3 separate regions of the Homo sapiens genome follow, and regions 1 and 3 are each linked to region 2. Evidence: chromatin contacts called from ENCODE Hi-C data. All regions are on one chromosome and are shown on one strand. Each heading gives the region's core, a stretch centred on a gene start or an enhancer-like site at or near the end of the contact. The rest is flanking DNA. Distances are from core to core; before and after follow the strand shown. Region 1 overlaps MTARC2 (mitochondrial amidoxime reducing component 2). Region 2 holds the start of RRP15 (ribosomal RNA processing 15 homolog). Region 3 holds the start of MTARC2 (mitochondrial amidoxime reducing component 2).

What was found. A loop is a pair of places that touch in the nucleus more often than their neighbours do. Pooled maps may share reads with other maps.
Region 1: a loop to region 2 is called in a pooled map, with 2.5 times the contacts of the local background. The contact joins the enhancer-like site here to the promoter of RRP15 in region 2. A Hi-C loop is called at or near these places in 1 of 168 maps with a recorded cell type or tissue (Caco-2) and 2 of 50 pooled maps.
Region 3: a loop to region 2 is called in a pooled map, with 4 times the contacts of the local background. The contact joins the promoter of MTARC2 here to the promoter of RRP15 in region 2. A Hi-C loop is called at or near these places in 1 of 168 maps with a recorded cell type or tissue (Caco-2) and 6 of 50 pooled maps.

The regions. Positions count from the first base shown.
Region 1 is chr1:220,767,066-220,769,765 of GRCh38, reverse strand. All of the region lies in intron 4 of MTARC2 (mitochondrial amidoxime reducing component 2), which reads right to left. Among named protein-coding and RNA genes, the nearest start is that of MTARC1, 18 kb to the left of the region's middle. RefSeq lists an enhancer at 345-639. Within about 2 kb of position 1,250, at least 10 of the 41 ENCODE cell types and tissues checked have a DNase peak (open chromatin) inside an H3K27ac peak, as active enhancers do.
Region 2 is chr1:218,283,685-218,286,598 of GRCh38, reverse strand. RRP15 (ribosomal RNA processing 15 homolog) reads right to left here and starts at 1,306. Exons shown (of 5, transcript NM_016052.4): 1 at 1,144-1,306. The coding sequence starts at 1,282. RefSeq lists enhancers at 1,049-1,328, 1,859-1,928.
Region 3 is chr1:220,746,620-220,749,571 of GRCh38, reverse strand. MTARC2 (mitochondrial amidoxime reducing component 2) reads right to left here and starts at 1,250. Exons shown (of 8, transcript NM_017898.5): 1 at 769-1,250. The coding sequence starts at 1,040. It overlaps LOC124904516 (a long non-coding RNA gene), which reads left to right and starts at 757. Exons shown (of 2, transcript XR_007066884.1): 1 at 757-1,753; 2 at 2,809-2,952.

The DNA.
Region 1 (2,700 bases), core at 1-2,500, 2.5 Mb before region 2:
ACAGAGAGAAAGAGAGAGAGAGAGAAGAAAGTGCCCAGGGAGTTAAACAACTTGAGGGCTGCAAAGAGCCTTTAAAGTCCCTTGGTAGAACCTGTTAACTTTCAGATCAGAAAATCATGCTCAGGGAGGTTAAGGCCAAGCTCACGATGATTTAAAGGCCACTCTGCTCTCCAGGCACATCCGCAACTCCTGCCAGTTACGACTTTGCTCCCCTGGAAAACCCTAGCCCAGTGGTTCCCACCCCTGGCTACACACTAGAAACCCCAGGGGAGCTTCAAAAGCTCCCTCTGCCCAAGCTGCACCTGAGATGGAGGCACCAGTGTTGTTTAAGGCTGTCCGCTGGCCCGATGTGCAGCCAGAGGGGGACCCACCGGCCCAGGCAGATCTCACTGCAGGTCTCCTGTTAATCCGCCTTCCGCTGGCCGCCCTAGCTGCGGGCTTTCCAGGGGTGTCTCGCTTACTCACTGGGTGTAGTGATAAGAAAGCTGTGTGAGGCTGTGCGGAAGGAACCTCGCAGAAGCATCTCCTCCTTCTCCTTGATGAGAAAGAGGCGAAAGTCCTGTAGTCCTTGGCTGCGCCATCTTTCACTCCCTCTTGCCCAACCCCTAAAAGCCCCTCTGGAAAATATTACAAATGACTCAGTTGTAATCAAAAAAGCAAATGTAGAAGGAGATCTCCTTAAGTAAAGGAGTTCTGTTGGCAAATTCTTCAGAAATGTGAATGTATTCCTACTCCATCCACTCCTGATGCCTATCCTCCTGTTTTAATCACTGGAGCTTTTCCTAATCAAGGCAAATCCATCCAAGACTCTTGCTGGAGTCCCCTAAAAATATACGCATGTCAGAAGCTCCCCAGATGAGGACATGGAACTTTTACCTTGAAAGGCATGCCACAAACGCCTGCAGGGAGGGGACACCTGCATTCCCCAGGCCCCTGCTTGGTTCTTTTCATTACGAAAGAAAAATGACTTTCAGATGCTTTCAGCTTGCTTCTAACAGAGATAATGAACATGAAATTCAGGCTAATCTTCCTTATGCCAAAGCTGATACCTGTTCTTCTTCTCCATTTTTTACTGAGCACAATTGTCCTGCTTCTTTCAGAGGGCAGCCCCTGACACCCATGACCCCCCAGCCCATCCACAGTGACTGGGGCCCTATACAGGTTTGCCAAATGACCTGAAAATGGCTTTAACAAGGTGGCAGAGTTGTGTAGTTGGCTGATATTCAGGGACTTTTGACGGCCAGCCACAGTGCAAGTCCTCACTTGGCCACACGCTGGCTATGCGACCTCGAGAGCAAGTTACTCAACTTCTCTGAGTCTCAGTTTCCTTATCTGAAAAACAAGGATCAAAACACTACCCGCCTCAATGGCTATCAGACATTTTCAGCCATGACCCACAGTGAAAACCACATTTTACACTGTTTCCTAATACTCTCCCATGTGTACACATAAGAGAGTTTTGCAAGACAATTCTTAACCCTTCTACATATAGTTTACTCTGATATCTTTTATTCCACCCTATACTTTCCTGTACTTCTTTTAAAAGTGTTAGTCAGGACTCACTACACTGATATTAGAACCCAATAATGGGTTGTGACCCACAGTCTGGAAAGGGAACTAGAATTAGATAATGCATGTAAAGGGTTTGGCACGGTGCCTGTAACGTAGTAAGTGTTCAATAGCAGTGAGTCGTGATTCTTGCTGCTATTTTTGTATATTGTTATCATTACCGCTACTTCAAGAAATCCCTGAAGCCTGGTAGAGACTGCTGTTCTTACACCAGAAAACGGACTTGTTATCTCAAATCCTAACCCACCCAAACTCAGTTTCTGGGGACTGAAAAGTCTAGTGATCATGATTTACAAAAACTGTGTTTCTCAACAGCTGGAAAGGATAGGACTGGGAGGACCCAATCCACACAGCCAGTAAGCAGTGAGGCTCAGAGTCCAACCACAGCTGTTCAGCTTCAAAATCTCCCTCTCTGGAAGTTTCCTGGAGAAACACTTCCTGAGTGAAAGATAACATACCAAGAGTTTTCTGCAAGCTTCTCCACAATTCTTTCATAATGTGGAGTGAGGACTGATACAAACAAGTTATTCCATTAAAAATATCAAGTTTATCTCATCAGGACAGTGAGCAAAGATCAGTAAACACTGACCCCACAATGGCCAACTACAGAGATAGGAAGCATTGGTCAATTTCATTATTTCTAAACTTCATTTTGCTGCATTCCCGGAACTCAAGCACACCACACTGACCCAAGGAAGCAGCCTTTTAAAAATCGTTTAATATTCTGAGCTACACGGACAAAGTACAAAGTACTTTAGGCCACAGACAGTAAATGTTACACAATACATTCTCCTATTACTCTGTGTTTTTGCAATAAATGATGGCCTGAATTTCATGCTGAGGTTTGCTAATTTTTAATGATTAATTGGCCTATTGAATATTCATTTTACATTAATATTTAAGAGAGTCCTACTCATTGAAAGAGTTACAGTTTTGTGATGGTACCAGGTAAACAGATTAATGCATTAGGCCTTTAACTACTGGGCTTCCTAATTTAAGGAAGAATAAATCAGCAACATTAGCGTCATTTAATAAGAAGGATTTTTTTTTAATGTGCGTGGCCAGAGGATTGTTCGAGAAAAATCAGTGTTCTACCTGATTTGCTACTTCTGTAAGCCCATCATAGCACAG
Region 2 (2,914 bases), core at 57-2,556:
ATACATCAAATGGTTTGGGCAGGGTTGAGAAAAAATAAAGCAGGGCAATAAGTCAAAAAGTGAAGAAAAGAAGGCAGGAAGAAGAGTAGTGGTGGTACGTTACATAGGGTAGTCAGGGACAAGTCTCTCTGGTAAGGCACTGGATCAGAGGCTGGTGAGGGAGAGACATGCCAAGCATTTGAAAACTATTCTAGGCAGCGGAGCCAACAAATGAAGAAACCATGGTGTGGGAGCATGTTTAAGGTGTTAAACACAAGCATACCGGTATGGCATGATTACAGTTAGTGGTTTGTGAGGGGCATATTGGCCTATGACAGACAACCTGGCCCAAATCATACAGCCTAAGGATTTTGGATATTATATACTGAGATGAGAAGCCACTGGATCATCTCAAACAGACAGCGGGCATAATTAGAAATACGTTATAAAAGAATAGCTCTGTCTGTTTTTTGGGTATCAGCTGGTACAAAGGAGCAATAACTGGGCAGTAGGAAGTCAGGGATTACCTGCAATTCCTTGTAACCTAATAAGCTGGTGCCAAGAATGATGGTAAAGAGGAGCAACAGACACAGCATGGTTGAAAGCCTCAAAAACACATCCTTCCTTCCTTTTATTATCAAGCGTCTCTGAGAGACATAGTTATCAAACACTACCAGTTTTTAATCGACCTTAACCACCAAACTCTTCTTTCATTCACTATTATTTAGTCTCTAAAACACGCACACATCTACCGCACAAAAAGTCAAGTACACCCCCTTCTTCCTCTTACCTCTTTTAACCTTTTGCTTCTTACACCCTATGAGACCCATTCTTCTCCTGTTTTCAAGTACCCTCTTCCTTTCACCCTTTGCTACTGTAAGTTTCTCGGTAGCTGCAGGTGTTTCACCCATTTTATTATAATTAATAATGGTGACCCTGAAAATACCTAGTAAAAGAATGTGGAAACTCAAAATTACAGTTGACAGCGTTACTTCTCTGAACACGACTTCCCCAAGCCTCCTCACTAAGCCAAAGTCGCCCCTCTGAAGTGGTGCCAAGATAAAACCCAGGTGGCTAGCAGCAAATGAAGTCGCAAGCGCTGCTTGACACGAACTCAGCCCCGCCTTTCCTCCCAGACACCAAAGCTCAGCCCTACCACATTACCTTCACTATCAGAAGTGTCTGTGGCCTCGTCTTCCAGCACCGACGCTACGGCTCCAGTTACCATTTTCATCTTCTTCTTTGGGGTCTTTTTCAGGTTTTCTTCCTCACTCACACGTGAGTCCGGAGCGGCGGCTGCCATTTTTCTGCGCCGGAAGCGTCACCTGACAGTTGCGTCCGGTGGCAACCAGAGGAACTTCTGCATTTAGTGCCGGTAACACAAGGTTCCGGGGCGGGGTCGTCTAGCCCAGAGTTCCGGGGCCGGAGCCTCAGAATGTGACTTGGAGAGAGCTCTGAATGGCTCGGTGTGTTTACGCGAAGTCCGTTCCAGGACGAAAATCAGCGGCTGAATGGCCTCAGCCGACTCCTCCGCTAGCTCGCCTGTGCCCTGGTCCTCCGCCCCAGTGCGTCCCCAGCCCGTCCCCAGCCCAGCGCGGTCCACTTTGATTTCCTAGCCTCGGCGGCTTCCCTTGTCTGCTGCCTTAATGTTGGTTTAGTGTCCTCCTCAGGTGTCTCTTACGTGCCCACTGAACGCCGCAGCAGCTAGGACGCGGGACAGATCCACTGGGGGCCGATAATTAGAATACGATCGTATCATCCCCCCGCCCAAGATAACACGCGAGACCTTTCTTGCAAACCGAATAGACTCACCTTCTTTCCCTGGGGCGGGTGTTGAATCCAACCGCACCCTTCTCCCTCGGACCCGGCTGGGGCCTGGAGGGTTTCTGGCGCCCGACTGCGCAGTGCAGACCGAGGGTGCGAATACCTTGCTATCCGCGCGAGGATCCTGCCTCCCACCCGGGGCTAGCTTTTCTCTGAAGTTAGCCTCTGTCACCAGCTCCTAGTTCCATCGAAGCACCTACCACAGTCGGCCTTCATTTTCCCCCCTAAAATGTTGGCTTCTCGCAGGAGGGGAACGTATTTCATTTACCATGTCCCCTCAAGGTTAGCAACAGAAGTTGGCCTGAAGTGAATTTTCCAAAAATATTTTTGGAAGGGATGAATGAATCAATGAATGAGTGACAGAATATAACTATTGACAAAGTTAATGACTCAGATGGATAATGCAGCAAACCTTTACTGGCTAGACTTGTTCTAAAGGCTTTCCCCAAACTTAGCGTTTTCCCTTTCCCCTCTTAAGGAGGTTCATAGATTGTGATACCCATAAGTCAAAAACAAAAACAAGAATCCTCATTTTGACATATTCCAGTAGATGTTTATGTAGGAAATAAATATATATTCACATCCTAAAAACTCAATACAACATTTTTAAACTTGGTTTTTAATTTTTTTGTCTTTTAAGAGAGAGAGGGTCTAGCCGGGTGCGGTGGCTCACACCTGTAATCCCAGCACTTTGGGAGGCTGAGATAAGTGGATCGCTTGAGTCCAGGAGTTTGAGAACAGCCTGGCCAACATGGTGAAACCCCATCTCTACTAAAAATACACAAATTAGCCAAACGCAGTGACGAGTGCCTGTAGTCCCAGTTACTCGGGAGGCTGAAGCAGGAGAATCGCTTGAACCTTGGAGGCGGAGGTTGCAGTGAGCGGAGATCGCGACTCTGCACTCCAGCCTCGGCGACAGAGCGAGACTCTGTCTCAAAAACAAACAAACAAAATCTACCACCACCACCACCAACAACAAAAAATTGTGCAGAAAAAAAATGACATTTTGAATACAGTTGGTAAGAGATGAGATTCCAGTTTAAACCTTTAAAAAGTGCAGGTATTGACCAGGCGTGGTGACTCATGCCTGTATTTCCAGCACCTTGGGAGG
Region 3 (2,952 bases), core at 1-2,500, 2.5 Mb before region 2:
GTAATCTCAGCTACTTGGGAGGCTGAGGCAGGAGAATTGCTTGAACTTGGGAGATGGAGGTTGCAGTGAGCTGAGATAGTGCCACTGCACTCCAGCCTGAGCTACGAAGTGAGATTCTGTCTCAAAAAAAAAAAAAAAAAAAAAGAAGAAGGCATCTTAATCCTAAGTATGAAATGTCTATGTGTCAGGCCCAAAAGTCCCAAAGTTCCAGGCTGTGAACAACTCTGCCTATGGGAGAAGGGGGGACACTATTCCCTTAATGGCAAGTATCACCTCTGCCCCAGAGTCCCCATGCCACTTGCTCATCCTTCATCAAAGTGTATCAGGCCTCCAGGGCACCCCCAGGATTGGAGAAATGTGAGGAACAAGGCCCAGCAAGGCCTAAGCCAATGTCCTTGAACAACACTTGGTTTCTTTCTTGCTGCTTTCTAGTGCCAATAGCTTTATTTTTCTACTTTGGTATACTAGGATAGAATCACAAACTTTAGAGCTAAGGAGACTTGGAGATACAGGTCAGACCCCCTCCTGTTACAGAGGAGGAATCTCTCGTCTAGGGAAGGGCAAGGGATTGCCCCTACCTACTTTACCAAAAATAAACCTGGCATGAACTTGGCCTTCCCAGATAAACGACCAACGGCCCAACAGTCAGCCCAGAAACTCAGGTGGCAAACCTCTATAGTCCTTCCCAGATAGATCGGGCCCCACCTGCCCCCCCGCTCCTCATCCCAGGCAGGCTCCGCGCTGCCCCGCGCCCGCGCTGTGCTGTACCTGTCCCGCAGGTTGCCGCTGCGCAGCCCCATGGCCGTGCACTCAGCCTCGCTCACCGGCACCCCTTTGCAGGATTTCACCGGGTAGATCCAGAGCTTCGCCACGGTGCCCACCTGCTGCAGCCGCCGGCGCCGCCTGGGCCATGCGCGGCGCCAGGCGACAGTCCCCAGGGCCACGGCGGCCAGTCCTAGCGCGGCGACCCCGAGCCACCTGGGCCAGGGCCGGGCTGGGAGGCCGAGGCGGGCCAGCGCGGAGGAGCTGGAAGCGCCCATGGCAGAGCGAGGGCGGGCGCGGACCGGCGCACAGACCCGGCAGCGACCGGAGACCGGGAGGACGAGGAGGCCCTTAAGGATCCGGGCAGGCGAGAGGAGTCAAAGTTGACCCAACTACGGACCCTCTCACACTTTCACCGCCGAGACGGCAGAGCAGTTCCGCGGAGAGCGGGAATGCCTTAATGCGGTGACCAAGCCTGCGCGGTAATGGAGGAAGACAGGCAGACAGCGGCGGGGGTACCCTGGGCGCCGTGGGAGCGACGCCGCCCAAAGCAAGCGAGCTAATGGGGCGGCCTCTGGGGTGGTCAGTGTCTCCTCCCTCTTCCCCGCCCCTACAACACGACAGTTACCCATGCAACATGACCTTCAGCGCCAGCACTCTGCCACCCCCTTCTCTGCTAATACTGCACGCTTAGTCGCTCGACAAGATCACCGCAGAACGTGAAGGCGGGTTGCCCAACGGAGGATTTACAAACATTTGGGAACGACTTTTTCTGGCAGGTCGCTGTGAGAACTGCAGGACTTTCTGCACACAAAGACACAGTCTAAACCTCTGCACTCAAAGACGAGGAACTCTAGCGTGGCTTATAGGAGCATGACTCAAGGTCCCCCACCCTCCGCTGCCGCCTAACCTCGACCCCAGTAAAATGTCTTCCCGAGAAAGCTCAAGGCAGCCAGGAGAATTCCCCGTTTATTCTAGCCAACACCCGATGGTAAAGCCCCTGACCTCCCTTTTTTAGGATATTTTCTTAAAAGGGCTTACAACTGTGAATCCTTTCTCTGTTGCTTTGAGATGTATATGTATCGCCTACACCTCAGAAGTGTCTTTCTCAAGGACCTGAAAGCCATTGCTCTGAAATGCAGTCATGGGGAGGATAGGCCTCTGTCCCCCAGTCTCTGTGGGAGGATAGAATCCCAGCTTCATAACGGCCAGCTCCAGGCACAGCTGCCCGTCATTAATACTGACCGCCCCTTCATGATTTTTCACTTGATCCCCTGCTAGCTTCCCGGCCCTATTCTCTCCTTCACCCTTTAAAACGCCCATTCTGCTATGCACAAATGAGAATGATCAGCTTTTTCTCCTACTGTAAGTAGTTACTGAGTAAAATCTGTTTTCATGGTTTAACTAATGTCTGGCTTTGTTGATCTTTAACACCTCCATTCAAGCAAGCTATTGGGTTAACAGTGGATTTTCTCAGACAAATTAAGGTTTGAAGTCTTTCAAGTTTTTTGTTGTTGTTCTGTTTTTCAAAAGTTTGTCCCTTAAACTGTGGCACAGTTCTAGGAAAGTTTAAGGAGGCCAACCAGTGGGCCACCCCCCAAATCTGGGCTGGCCACCTCCAGAGAAAGGGGCCCGTTCTGGAGTGTGGGAAGAGACTCCGGGAAGGATGGAGAACCAGAGGAGCCAGGTTCCCTTTGGCTGTTCCTTGTGAAAAGTGAAAGACAAAACAGGGCCTGAATCTCTCCCCACCCAGGAAAAAACCTCAGGCCAGCAGAATTAGTCCCTCAATCCCCATACATTTACATCATGCTTGGCAGCTGCGACTTATGGATTTGTTTTTTAAGCATGGTGTGGTGAATGTGATGTGTGTACACTTGTAGCTGACCCCCTTTGCCTCTCCCAACTCCTGAGGAGGGTCAGAGTCCTCCCTGCCCACAAGCCTGCTGTCAGAGTGAGGGGCTTACAAAGCCATCGCCTCGCTATACGTGAGCTCCCAGACAGGGCAAATGTCTTATTGATTAATCATCTCTTTCTTTCACCACATAGATATTGATCATTCACCAGGCTTCGTCCTAGATTGGCACTGGGGATTTAAAGTTTAGAAGAAGCTGCCCTTCCATCCAGTTCACTGACTCCCCAGAAGACTGACACCTCCCCTGCAAGTCTAGAGGATAATGTCAGAGGAGAAGC